Regions from separate parts of the Homo sapiens genome. Here region 1 is linked to region 2. The links are chromatin contacts, found by Hi-C or POLR2A ChIA-PET in ENCODE. All regions are on one chromosome and are shown on one strand. The core of a region is the stretch at or near the end of the contact, and the rest is flanking DNA. Distances in the headings are between cores, read along the strand shown. Region 1 overlaps PPP1R3E (protein phosphatase 1 regulatory subunit 3E). Region 2 overlaps SLC7A8 (solute carrier family 7 member 8).

Region 1 (6,561 bases), core at 1,310-3,809, 150 kb before region 2:
CAAATCTGGGTTTTTCTTCCTTTCCAGAACTATGACTCGATCATAAAATCTGTTTTGTTTGCATGCATGCCCAAAACAACCCTGTAAGTAGAACATTGTCATTATCTCTGTTTTAGAGATGAGGAAACAGGCTCAGAGAAGCTCAGAAATTTGTTCAAGATCGCACAGCTAGTAAATGGCAGAAGTAGGATTGTGAACCCAGGGAATCTCCAGAGCCTCTGTGTAACCATGATGTTATATTTTTTTTCCTCTTTAAAAACAAAATTTAAAACCTTGCTATAATCTCTTATTAGGAAATGATCATAGTTTCTGACTGTGCTCTGCCTTCCCATCCTGCCAATCTCCTGGACTGGCTTGGAGAAGACAGGGGGCCCCCGAGCTTCATCTGTGACTCGAAGGAGTTTGCTGCTGTCTCCTGTGTCAGTGTCCCATCTATGCAGGATCAGCACAGGACCCCCCTCACCTTCCCACTTACACTCTAGCCTTTCCATACATTGGAATTCTCTCCTGGCCCTAGCCAGCGCTCCACACCTGTTGGTGTGCCACCTCCCTCCCTCTTCCCCCACTGGCCTTGAACAGGCAAACCCCCTAATGTCGCCACTAGGTTGGGTCCGTGACTAGGACACCTGCTAGAGGGTCTGTGCTTGGGCCTTTTCTAGGAATCCCGATGTTACTGGGTAAGTGCCAACTCTGTGGGCAGAATGCTAATGATAATCCTGTTCCCTGACCTCTTTCTCAGAAGTACCCTGGCTCACTCTCCCCAATCTCAGCTTTATAGAACAACATTTTGGTCTTGATTATTCCCATATCAAGCTGCCCCAGGGCTTCGGTAAGCTGTTAGTTGCCCCACTGCCTCAAGGCTGGGTCTGGCTGAGCTACTTCTTAGGCACACAAATAGTGGGTGTCTCCTTGGAACCTGACACAAAACTATCAGTGCTACCAAGCCTTGTAAAATAGGGAGGAAACTAATATTTCTTGAGTGGCTTCTGAGTGCCTGGTGCTTTCGCGGCTCTCTGGAGAGATTCCTTGCCCTGATGGCTTTGGTGTGTACTCCTCTCCCAGGACTTCAGCACTGAGATTTTCCCAACCCCCTGGCTTTTCCTCACCTTGGGTTGAGTTGATCCGGCACTACCACAAACCCCACCATCTGCAAACCAACCAAGATTAGGCAGTATGCCCTTTCCGTCTTGCACTGCTCTTCCAAAACTTCCATCTGTATTTCTCACACCCTCAGTAAGCAAAGCTGAGTGTGCATGGACAGAGCTGCATCCACTGCTTTCTCCCAGCGGGTGCAGTCTAATCTGACACGGGGAACACTAGGAGTTTAGCGGAATCTTCAGCCACCCTATTAATGTGTTACGCATTAGGCATTGTAGTGGAAACTCCTCTGATGGCTCATGACTATATGAACAGGAGCAATTTGGAATATAACATGTCAGCTGTGGACTGGGAAGTGCCGTGAGAGAAAACACTACCTGGGTCATAGGCTTGGGTCCCTGAGGCAACCCAGCAGGGACACTGTTGCCCATTCCTCTCATCCAGACTGCAGGTGTCTTCCTACACCTCCCTGTCCCATAGCCTCCGTCCTGTTTTTTGTTTGTTTGTTTTTCTTTGTGAATGTAGAAAAACATTTCATCATGAGCCCTAGCTCCTCAGTTTTCCACCTAACACCCACATTCCCTTGTTTCTAACTGCCGTGTTTTTCTGGAGCCTGCTGGGATCTTTGCAGTTTGCAGGTCATAGAATCAGACATGAAAAGGCTTCTCTTCCGACGTCATTGGTTCCTGGCTCCTTTACAGATGAGAACACAGGTCCAGAGGTGAGAAATGACTCTAGCAGGGTCATAGAATTTGTTAGTGCAGCTCAAGATGGGACTTAAACTCAGGCCTCCTGATCACCCATTCCCAGGCTAGGAAACAGGTCTCTGCTCGGTGTGGTGGTTCATACCTGTAATCGCAACACTTTGGGAGGCTGAGGCAGGAGCATTGCTTGAGCCCAGGAGTTCGAGACCAGTCTGAGCAACATAGTGGGACCCTGTCTCTACAAAAACTTTTAAAATTAGCTGGGCATGGTGGCACACATCTGTATTCCCAGCTACTCAGGAAGCTGAGACAGGAGGATCGCTTGAGCCCAGGAGTTGGAGGTTACTGAGCTATGATCGCACCACTGCACTCCAGCTTGGTGACAGTGAGACCCTCAAAAAAAAAAAGAAAAGAAAGAGGTCTCTACACAAGCCCGTGATTCTTCATGGCAAGGGATAACATCAGAAATGTTTCATTTTCTGCTATTAGTTTCCATTCCTTTCCCCATCCAGGCATAAAGAGAAACAAAAGACAATGATGGTATTCTCTGTGTCCTCAGCTTTGGCACTTTTGTTGATGTTGCTAAGGAGCAGTGACCTTGCTAAAAAGACTGAATAATCCACCCACTGAATAGCTAACCTGGGGAGGAAATGAAAATTTCCTTTGTGGATCTCCCCAAATCCATTGTTGTCACCAGGCCCTCCCAGAACCTCCTCAGTTCCTTCACAGTGCAACCCTGTGTACTTGGCCCGCAACCCAATAGTATTGTGCCTCACTTCACCTTCCATGGGCAACTGCCCTCCCTTCTGGACATAAAACCTCATATTTTAAATAAAGTTGAAATATGAAAAGAAAGTATGTCATAAGATATTCAGAAGTATTGTGTGTTTTGGGCTAAGGGCAGCAAGAGACTCAGAGGCAAGATTCCCTCCTTGACTCAATTTCTTGGTCACCTTGTTTTTTGTGTGTGTGTGTCCAGAAAAATTTAATAAGTTTGCTTAAATTATTATAAAGTTGAACCACTGAAATGTTCACTGAAACATTTTGACTTGCATTAATGCTTTACTTCCCCACCTACATTTACATTAAAAATTCACACACAAATGAAAATTGAAAACTGACAACACCTGACTTCTGTCTCCTATTTTTCTGCTCACAATCGTATACTTAGGTACCTTTTGACCCCATGGGGAAAAAATATCTAACATTCAGAACTACCAATGACAGGAAGCAGAGACTTTTTTTTTTTAAGAATGAAGTTTCCCCCATCATAATGGATTCTTAAGCACATTCTTCACGCATGCGGCGTGCTAGCTGGATGTCTTTTGACATAGGTGTTACACGTTTGGCATGGACAGCACACAGGTTGGTGTCTTCAAAAAGCCAACCAGATAGGCTTTGCTTGCCTCCTGCAAAGCACCACTAAGCTGCACTCTGCAACGGCAGATCTGTTTTAAAGTCCTGAGCAATTTCTCACACCAGATGCTGGAAGGGAAGTTTGCGAATCAGTTCAGTAGATGTCTGATAATGGCTAATTTCACGGAGTGCCACAGTACCAGGCCTGTAATGACGAGGTTTCTTCGCCCTCCAGTAGAGGGCGCACTCTTGTGAGCAGTTTTTTTTTTTTTTGGTGGGGGGAGGGGTGTGTGTGTGTAGTTTTTTGTTTTTTGTTTTTCCTGAGAGTCATGCTGTCACCCAGGCTGGAGTGCAATGGCGAGATCTCGTCTGGCTGCAACCTCTGCCTCCCGGGTTCAAGTGATTCTCCTGCCTCAGCCTCCGGAGTAGCTGGGATTACAGGGGCGTGCCACCACGCCCGGCTAATTTTTATATTTTTAGTGGAGACAGGGTTTCACCATGTTGGCCAGGCTGGTTTCGAACTCCTGACCTCAGATGATCCACCCGCCTCAGCCTCCCAAAGTGCTGAGATTACAGGCGTGAGCCATGCCCCTGGCCCCCAGTTTTTGTATTTTTTTAATAGTCGAGGTTTTGCCATGTTGGGCAGGCTGGTGTCGAACTCCAGGCCCCAAGTGATCCGCCCGCCTTGGCCTCCTGAAGTGCTGGAATTACACGCGTGAGCCACCTCGCCCAGCCGGAGCAGCTTTTGTAGGCAGTTGCTTCCTGGGTGCTTTACCTTCAGTCAATTTGTGAGCAATCTGCTTTGTGTGAGACTGTGAGAGAGACCTCCTTACTTACTCCCCTTCTTCGGCTAGAGCTCAGGGAGCTAGAGATGGTCCTGGTTAGAGAACTACCTTATTTCCTAAAAGTCCTATTCTCATTCTGCTGGAGTCCCCTCTGGCTATGCAAATGCTGAGGGGAAGGAGTTTTGGAGGACTTAGGCAGTCCTGATGTAAGACACTCCCAACAGGATCCTATCATCATTTTGGGTAGTGGGAAATTTACCAGGGCCCAGCTCTTCTCTGGAACCCAGCACCAACTGCTTTAACCAACAGTTAAAGGGAAGAGCTTGGGAAAAGCCCTGCGTTTCTCCTTGGGTGGGGAAATCCTTCCTTAAGAAGACCATCTGAGTTACATTCTGCTTCTTCTTCTTCTTTTTTTTTTTTTGAGACAGAGTCTCACTCTGTCGCTAGGCCAGAGTGCAGTGACGCAGTCTCGGCTCACTGCAACCTCTGTCTCCCAGCTTCAAGCGATTCCCCTGCCTCAGCCTCCCGAGTAGCTGGGACTACAGGCGTGCGCCACCACGCCCAGCTAATTTTTGTATTTTTAGTAGAGACGGGGTTTCACCATGTTGGCCAGGATGGTCTCTATCTCTTGACCACGCGATCCGCCCACCTCGGCCTCCCAAAGGGTTGGGATTACAGGTGTGAGCCACTGTGCCGGCCTACATTCTGCTCCTTAAGTGCTGGATGAAAGAGCAAAGCCCTTATCAAAGGCAACCCCCTAAGGCAACGGAGGAGAAATATGGAAAGGAAAAGCAAAGACGTCTGCCTAATTCAGAATGGAGTGATACATTATAAAAGGAGGGAGTCCTTGAAAAAGATTAAGTTCTAACAGGATTGACTTCTACATCACCTGAATAATGAAACAATCCAATTACCCTCAAAGTAATTAGAATGTTCCTAATAGGGAAGCCCTACCCTGAGAATAACAGATGCCTCCTCATTACATCATAATGGCCAAGTTGTGATGTCGGCACAGAGAATTTACTCTTCACTAAGTGTTGTAAGTGAAACAAGATATGCTGAAGAGCAGAATCAGCATGAGGAGCAGACACCCCAGGAGAGGTAAGTGGGTTCTCTCCATGGCTTATTGTCCAGGGTCTCTGTGGCCCCAACCTCACTGCAGATTTCTCACATTTTAACTTGAGGTTAGGTGTGTCTAAACTCTTTTCTCCACTAACCTTCAGTGCAGCTTTTGCTATCCCAAGTCTATCCGAAATCCTCAATCATTGCAGTTCTTACTAATCAGCTCTCCAGCTCTGATATTTCTTAGGAGACACAGCACAGGGTATTGGAGTATGATTTCCCCAGACGGCACAGAAACTCTCCATATCCATTTGGTTAGTCCCAGGGGTAGATCCAGGTTTTTGGGTGCCTGAAGTGTGCAACTTTTGGAGCCCCCTTTAAGACAAATAAATACAAGATTGGGGGGGAAAGTGAATATTTGTTTTAGAATGAGAAAAGCTGTCAACGAATAATTTTTTTAAAAGCTGTCAAAAATTGTCTACCCGACAAACCTATATATTGCTCTACGTTTTTTAAGCTGCCTGCTCTTTGATAGCCTTTTCATATGATGATTATGTTTTCCTAAAGAGAAAAGTAATTCAGTCTTCCAGAAAGATTTATCATATTTCAAAAATTCCGGCCCCCCCCCTTTTTTAATTTTTTTATTTTTTTATTTATTTTATTTATTTTATTTTATTTTGAGCCAGATTCTCACTGTGTCACCCAGGCTGGAGTGCAGTGACGAAATCACAGCTCACTATAGCCTCAACCTCCTGGGCCCAAGTGAGTCTCCCACCTCAGCCTCCCAAGTAGCTGGGACCGCAAGCATGCACTACCACAGCTAATTTTTTTTTTTTTCTGAGGAGATGGGATTTTGCCATGTTGCCCGGGCTGGTCTCAAACTCCTGAACTCAATCAGTCTGCCTGCCTCGGCCTCCCAAAGTGCTGGGATTACAGGAATGAGCCACTGCCCTTGGCCTTTTTTGTTTGTTTGTTTGTTTGTTTTTGAGACAGAGTCTCGCACTGTGGCCCAGGCTGGAGTGCAGTAGTGCAATCTCATTTCACTGCAAGCTCCACCTCTCAGGTTCACGACATTCTCCTGCCTCAGCCTCCTGAGTAGCTGGGACTACAGGCGCCCACCACCATGCCCGGCTAATTTTTTGGTATTTTTAGTGGAGACAGAGTTTCACCGTGTTAGCCAGGATGGTCTTGATCTCCTGACCTCGTGATCTGCCCGCCTTGGCCTCCCAATTTTTTTTTTTTTTTTTTGAGAGAGAGAGACAGGATCTTGCTGTGTTGCCCAGGCGATCCTCCTGCCTCAGTCTCCCAAGTGCTGGGTTTACAGACATGAGCCATGCACCAGGCCACATTTTTAAAATTCTTGATAGTTTACAAAAATGTTATCTTCACACCTTGTAGTGATAATGTCACAGATTTTTAGGATTTTTGTCAAACTTGTAGTGTTTCAAATTTGTAATAACTAATGTCATATACTATTTGAATTGGTGACATTATTTCTGGAAGCTATGCATATTAGTTTACTAGGGTTGCCATAGCAAAATAGCACAGGTTGGGTG
Region 2 (6,822 bases), core at 2,641-5,140:
TAAAAATATGGTCTTATAATCTTATGGGACCACCAAGGTATAAATAGTCTGTTGTTGCCCAAAATGTCATTATGTAGCACATGACTGTATATTGATTTAGGGTTAAAAATGGGTTGACTGAGCCCGGAAGGATACAGGACAAGCTCTTCCAAGGTGTTTTTGGTGTTGTCTACCACAGGACAGTACACGGTGGGGCCACTCTGTCCCCTCTGATGTGAAGAGTGTACTCAGACTCAGGACTCTTGGGATAATAATCTCGTAGCTTTCTATCTTGACTTCTTTTATGGCCTTTGATTGTGGCTTCTGGCCAGTGAAATAAGGAGACCAACAAAATCATGGGGGCAGAAAATAAAGGATTCATGTCTGTGAACATCCTGGCACTCCACTCGCCTTGCAAGAAGTTAGTGATTCTTGGGCCAGTGTTTGCGTATCTGGGTTGTGTGGGTGGGCCTGAAGTTGTAAGGAATACAGGGGAGACTGGGGGAGAACCTGGATTAGATGAAGGAGGGATATTGTATCTTTTGCCCTGGATTTCTCTAAAAGGAAAGAGGAAAAACACTGCTAGAGTTACAAGGCAAGGCTGTTTGCTACTGTATTGAATTACCAAATGGAGGAAGAGGAAATAGGAACACTCTAGCTGTGGGATCCCAACTAGGGTTGGGAAGCTGGAAGAAGTGCGAAGCGGCTATGTGGTGTGGAACTTTGCTAACCAGGTGAACACACTAGTGACCTCACCTTCACTACCCTCTTCTAGAGAGCGCCATCCCTTCCCTCCATCTGGTGTCCCGCAAGGCCTGTGGACAGACACTCTTTTGGGCTCCTGGTGTGTGTTGCCTGGCTGCTGTTTAAAAGCTTTTCTCTTTAAGGGTATGTCCCTGCTGTCTGGTCTTTCTGTATAATGTCTGTCTGGTATCCATTTCCTATTGCTACTGTTACAAGTAACCACAAACTTAGTGGTTTAAAACTATGCAAATGTACTATCTTAGTCCTGAAAGTCAGAAGTCCTAAACTCTAGCGTCAGCAGGCCTGAATTTCTTCAGGAGGCTCTGGGGAGAATTCCTTGCCTTTTCTAGCTTCTAGGGACCTCCCACATTCTTTGGCTCATGGCCCCATCTTTCATCTTCAAAGCCAGCAGTGTAGCATCTTCAAATCTCTCTTTCTCTCTGTCTGATGTTTCCATGATCACATGTCTTTTTATAACTCTGACCTTCTTGCCTCCCTCTTGAAAGGACTCCTGTGACAACACTGGTCCCTCTGGATAATCCAGGATAATCTCCCCATCTCAAGATCCTTAACTTGGCTGGGCGCGGTGGCTCAGGCCTGTAATCCCAGCACTTTGGGAGGCCGAGGTGGGTGGATCACCTGAGTTCAGGAATTCGAGACCAGCCTGGCCAACATGGTGAAACCCGTCTCTACTAAAAATACAAAAATTAGCCAGGCGTGGTGGCGGACACCTGTAATCCCAGCTACTTGGGAGGCTGAGGCAGGAGAATCGTTTTAACATGGGAGGCAGAGGTTGCAGAGAGCTGAGACTGCGCCATTGCACTCCAGCCTGGGCAACAAGAGCGAAACTCTGTCTCCAAAAAAAAAATCCTTAACTTAATCACATTTGCAAAGTTCCTTTTGTCATTTAAAAAACATAGTCACAAATCTCAGGGATTAGAACGTTGATATCTTGGATGGCCATAATTCTGCCTTCAACTGCCCCCCATCCCAAAGAGATATGCTGTCATTGCCAAGGGGAGGAAGTGAAGGAGAGACTTCTGTAATTCCTGGAGATCAAAGTCTGGGATCAGAGCTGGGATGGGGCTGAGGGCACCTTCTCTGTAGGGAACCCAGCCCTCCACAGTGAGCAAGCCAGTTGCAGGTCTGCAGCGAGGACTCTGAATCCCTCTGCCAGTCCTGCAGAAAGCATTGAGCCCATCTCTCCTGCTTGGCAGCTGGGAGGCCCTGGACTCTGGGCAGTGTTCCAGGTTGCTAGAATCTGAGTTTTCCTCCTCCTGCCTGACTCATTATTTGTATCTCTTCTGTCACCTTGATGTTGAGTTCTTCAAACTGGGTGGATTAAGTAACCAGCCCCTGACTTCAGCATCTTCTTGAACTCTTGTCTTCTTAATAGTCTTTCATCTTATTTTTTACCCAGGAAGCAAGAAAGAAAGAGGGGAGGAAATGCCCAAAAAATACATACAAGCCTGGAATTCCATGAGGGCCTCTAAAGAAGCAGTAACCACTCCCGCAACTAGGTTACAACGGACAAGAACCAGTCTTATGACTTTTTATTTTGTCCAGTTGGACCAGGATTATAAATTTCTCCATGTTGCCAGGGTCTCCTCCTCCTATAGAAGGCATCTCTGATTCCCCTGGGCTGAGTTAGTGGTTCCTCATAGATGCCCACTAGCTTCCGTGAATAGCTTTGCCATCACCTCGTTGTTTTGTGGGCATCTCTTACTTCACCCGTCGTCCCTGTTATACTGCCAACTTCCTAAAGGCAGGGACTTGTGTCTTATCAATAACCTCCCCACCAGCTAGAATGCCTAGTACATGTAGGCCCTGCATGAATGACGGATGAGTAGATGGGTGGATGGATAGACAGATGGATGGATGGATAGATGATGGATGGTTGGATGGGTGGGTGGATGGATGGATGATAGATGGATAGATGGGTGGGTGGATGGATGCATGGATGATGGCTAGATGGGTGGATGGGTGAATGGATCTATGATGGATGGATGGATGGATGGATGGATAAAAAGCCCCTCACATTTCAAAGCTGCTATGGCCAATGATCCTCATCTACATGTGGCTTCCCTGAGGTCACTGTGTCTCAGGAATGCGGAATTCAGGGTCTAGCCGAGAAGAGAGGGTTCTAGAATATCATCGTCCGCAACAGACAAGTGCCAAGCAGTAGCTAGCCAGCAGCAGGGCTCCTGACCGGGGCAGGAGCTTGGCGAGCACCCACTGACCTTTCCTCTCTGGGTGGAGGCTCAGGTTTCAGCCTGCTGTGAGGGAAGCTGTCTTGTGGTACCAGGAGACTGATACCCTCTTTCCCCTCAGTCACATGGTATGATCACCCAACTGCAGGGTGAAGGGCCAGATCTGGGGCCTGCAGCCATTGTTCCAAGGAGATTAGGTGTCACAGGCAGCCTGCCTATCCCCACCTCATTCTCAGAATTTCTTCTTGTTTCTGAAAGATTACTGTGAAGGTGAAAGGTTAAATATTAGTCAAGGGCTGAGTTCTTGGGAAGTGATGGAGATAAGGTTAGGCAAGACAGAAGATAGCCACAGATAGGTTATTTTACAAAGCATCCCTATCTCTGTTACCCCAGGAAGACCACAGAGCTGATAGTTTGAAGGTGTCTTTCTGTGACTCAGTAAGGTCCATCTTGTAAAGAGATGATTTCATGTTTTCTTTCCCAGCACACAGGGAGGTGGTCTGCTTGGGGGAGGAGGAATTTCTTTGAGTTGTCCTGCTCTGCCCTTATTTTCCTCAAGCACTTTCTGTCATTTCCTCGCCCTCCCCTCTCCTCCCCTTGGAGAAGGATTTTCTTCCCTGAGATCAAGATCCAGTTCCTTGTTGTGTAATCCTTACCTATCCCTGAGGCTTATGGGGTTTGTTTCCTAATCTTCCTTCCTTCCTTTTATCAATCTCCTTTATCCTTGAGTTACTGCTGTGTCTGCCTGAATTCCTGGGTGAAGGGGCGCAGCCTTGTACCTTGCATGCCTTGGGGCCTAGGGAAGAAGCTGAGATCACAGACCCAGTTGTTTAGAGTGACTTAGGTTGGCTTGTCACCAGGCACATGATCCTGAAATCCTTATTGAATTGAGTAAGACAAACCAAATGTGTATTTATCAGGATGTCAGTCCGTCTGGAACATTTGAGTATTTACAAAGTGTTCTCCCTGCTCGGGCACTTAAAATCCTTCCTCTGACAACATGTTTTGCTTCTCCTTGCATGACATCATCTTGGATAATAGCTCTTCCATGAGGAGTCAGGAGCTTCTGCTCTTGAAGTCAAGTTCCCTGTTGCCCTTTGGCAACATGAAGCCAACTAGGGATTGTGTCTCCTTTTGATGGGGTTCCTGGGGAGCAGAAGAGGTTGATGTGCGCTGTGGAATGTGTAGACTGAGATGATATTGGAAGGCTAATGAATTGTGATATTTTAAAATTCATTTATTAAATACTTGCTGAGCATCTACTATTTGCAGGCGCCAATGATAAGTCCTGAGATTTAAAAACATGAAAACATTTACTTGCCCTTGGTGTCTTAAAAAAAAAAAAATTTTTTTTTCTTTTTTTTTTGAGATGTGGTCTAGCTCTGTCACCCACGCTGGAGAACACTGGCACAATCTCGGCTCACTGCAACCTCCGCCTCCCGGGTACAAGTGATTTTCCTGCCTCAGCCTCCTGAGTAGCTGGGATTACAGGCGCGCCACCACCACGCCCAGCTAATTTTTGTATTTTTGGTAGAGACGGGTTTCACTGTGTTAGCCAGACTGGTCTCGAACTCCTGACCTCATGATCTGCCCACCTTGACCTCCCAAAGTGCTGGGATTACAAGCGTGAGCCACCATGCCCGGCCAGAAGCAGGTCATTTTAATACAAAGAAATGCATCCCGGCCGGGCGGTGGCTCCTGCCTGTAATCCCAGCACTTTGGGAGGCTGAGGATCATGAGATCAGGAGATCGAGACCATTCTGGCTAACACGGTGAAACCCTGTCTTTACTAAAAATACAAAAAATTAGCTGGGTGTGGTGGCGGGCGCCTGTAGTCCCAGCTGAGGCAGGAGAATGGCGTGAACCCAGGAGGCAGAGCTTGCAGTGAGCCGAGATCGCGCCACTGCACTCCAGCCTGAGCGACAGAGTGAGACTCCGTCTCAGAAAAAAAAAAAAAAAGAAAAAGAAAAAAGAAATACATCCCAACATTAGATATAAACAAAGTGGTCTGGGATTGTTCTAGAGAGAAGGAACAAACTTTGTTCCTCGTCTACAAAACACAGCTGATATATCTTCCCTTGCAGGCATGTTGTTAGGAATAAATAACATGCTGAATTATAGAGATTCACAGAACAGGTGACATTTAAGCTGGATCTTGAAAGAGGAGAAGGGGTTTGCCAGGTGGAGATGGCGCACAAAGGAAGGTTACAGACGGTTAATGTCAGGACCATCCTACCCTAACCAAATGTTCTCAGCATCAAATAAGGTTGGGAAATACTTGGAAAGTAGAAGTACCATATAAGAATACGGTACTGATAAAACTTGATCAGCCATTCAAGTGAAGTCAGAGCGACCACACCACCCAGCTTATTTTTAAAATTTTTTGTAGAGAATTACAACTCCCCATGCCACCAAAGAAGATTTGTAAATGGATGGTAAATAAGCACATGAAGAGTTGCTCAACATCATTAGCCATTAGGGAAATGCAAATCAAAACCATAATGAAATACAACTACATGCCTATTAGCCAAAAAAAAAAAAAAAAAAAAAATTGTGTTTAAACTGACAATACCAAATGCTGGGAAAGATACAGAGCAACAGGAACTCTGACATGAGAGTAGGAATGCAAAATGAGACAGCCACTGTGGAAGACAGTTTGGCAGTTTCTTAGAAAGTTAAACACATTTACTCTATGGCCCAGGATCTCATTCCTGGGGATTTACTCAAGAGCAATGAAAACCCCACTCAAAGATCTCTACAATCCACAAAAAGAAAAAAGACATCTACACAAGTATTTATCACAACTCTATTCATAATAGTCCCACACTGTGAGCAACCCAAATGTCTATGGAAAAACAAACAGATACCTTTATATCATAGAATGCTATTTGGCAATAGAAAGGAACAAATTGTAATATATGCAACAACATGAGTAGATCTCGAAAGCATTCTGTGAAGTGAAAGAAGCCAAACACAGAAGACCACATATTATATGATTCCATTTATGTGACATTTTGAAAAAGACAAAGCTATAGGGACAGAAGTCAAAGTAATGGTTGTAGAGGTAGGGGAAGAAGATTTGCCTAACTGACTACAAAGGAGCATGATGCAAAAGGAAACTTTTTAGAGTGTTGGGAATGTTCTATATATGAAGTGCTGAAGTGATTAAGCCATTAAATGCATTTGTCAAATCTCATCAAACTGTACACTTTAAAAAGGTGAGTTTTAGTAAGATGTAGATTATATCTCAATAAACCTAAGTAACATAAGATTCCCCTAAGCCTCTGTTACCCCAAAATCAGGCTCAGGAAGGTGGCTTCCTGACTCCCACCAGCTGCTCACAGCTTCTCTTGCACAAATAATAACTTGAAGACAAAGCCCATACTTGTGCCCTGATCAGATGTGATTTTACCCCCAAAGCCAGTGCCTACACTTCCATGCCTACTTCTGGCTTCCAGCCCTCAGCAGGGCATGCTGGGCCCAAGCTCTAATTTGGGACATATAATCCCCATTTGCAACCCATTAACCTAGCCAAAGTCTCTGGTCCCTGGGGTTGAGCTTGCTGGATGTCTGGCTCACCTACTACAATGTCATCGTCAGGATGAGGGAGCAGTTCTGCTTGTGTGCCTTGGGCATCATGCAGCCAGATACAGCCCCTGAAGGTCTGTTTGGGGGTCTTTCATTTCAGTGCTCCTCACATGGGTCAACTGTTCCAGTGTGCGGTGGGCCACCCGGGTTCAAGACATCTTCACAGCTGGGAAGCTCCTGGCCTTGGCCCTGATTATCATCATGGGGATTGTACAGATATGCAAAGGTGAGTATCGCAGGAAAAACAGGTACTGCCCAGCTTTCCTCCCCTTGCATGTACACACCCTCTCAGCCCAGCTTT

What was found. Hi-C counts contacts between places; a loop is a spot of excess contacts on that map. ChIA-PET counts read pairs that join two places held with the same protein, here RNA polymerase II (POLR2A). Pooled maps may share reads with other maps.
Region 1: POLR2A ChIA-PET joins it to region 2 with 32 read pairs in activated naive CD4-positive, alpha-beta T cell. The contact joins two enhancer-like sites. A Hi-C loop is called at or near these places in 2 of 168 maps with a recorded cell type or tissue (gastrocnemius medialis and mammary epithelial cell) and 4 of 50 pooled maps. POLR2A ChIA-PET finds 5 or more read pairs at or near these places in 6 of 52 experiments (AG04449, K562, PC-9 and 3 more).

Annotation. Positions count from the first base shown.
Region 1 is chr14:23,292,014-23,298,574 of GRCh38, reverse strand. It overlaps PPP1R3E (protein phosphatase 1 regulatory subunit 3E), which reads left to right. Exons shown (of 5, transcript NM_001276318.2): 5 at 1-2,923. It also overlaps the pseudogene H3P37. Among named protein-coding and RNA genes, the nearest start is that of PPP1R3E, 7.6 kb to the left of the region's middle. RefSeq lists a silencer at 3,166-3,478 and an enhancer at 4,130-4,994. Within about 2 kb of position 2,559, at least 3 of the 41 ENCODE cell types and tissues checked have a DNase peak (open chromatin) inside an H3K27ac peak, as active enhancers do.
Region 2 is chr14:23,143,004-23,149,825 of GRCh38, reverse strand. SLC7A8 (solute carrier family 7 member 8) reads left to right here. Exons shown (of 11, transcript NM_012244.4): 4 at 6,622-6,747. Among named protein-coding and RNA genes, the nearest start is that of CEBPE, 27 kb to the right of the region's middle. Within about 2 kb of position 3,890, at least 7 of the 41 ENCODE cell types and tissues checked have a DNase peak (open chromatin) inside an H3K27ac peak, as active enhancers do.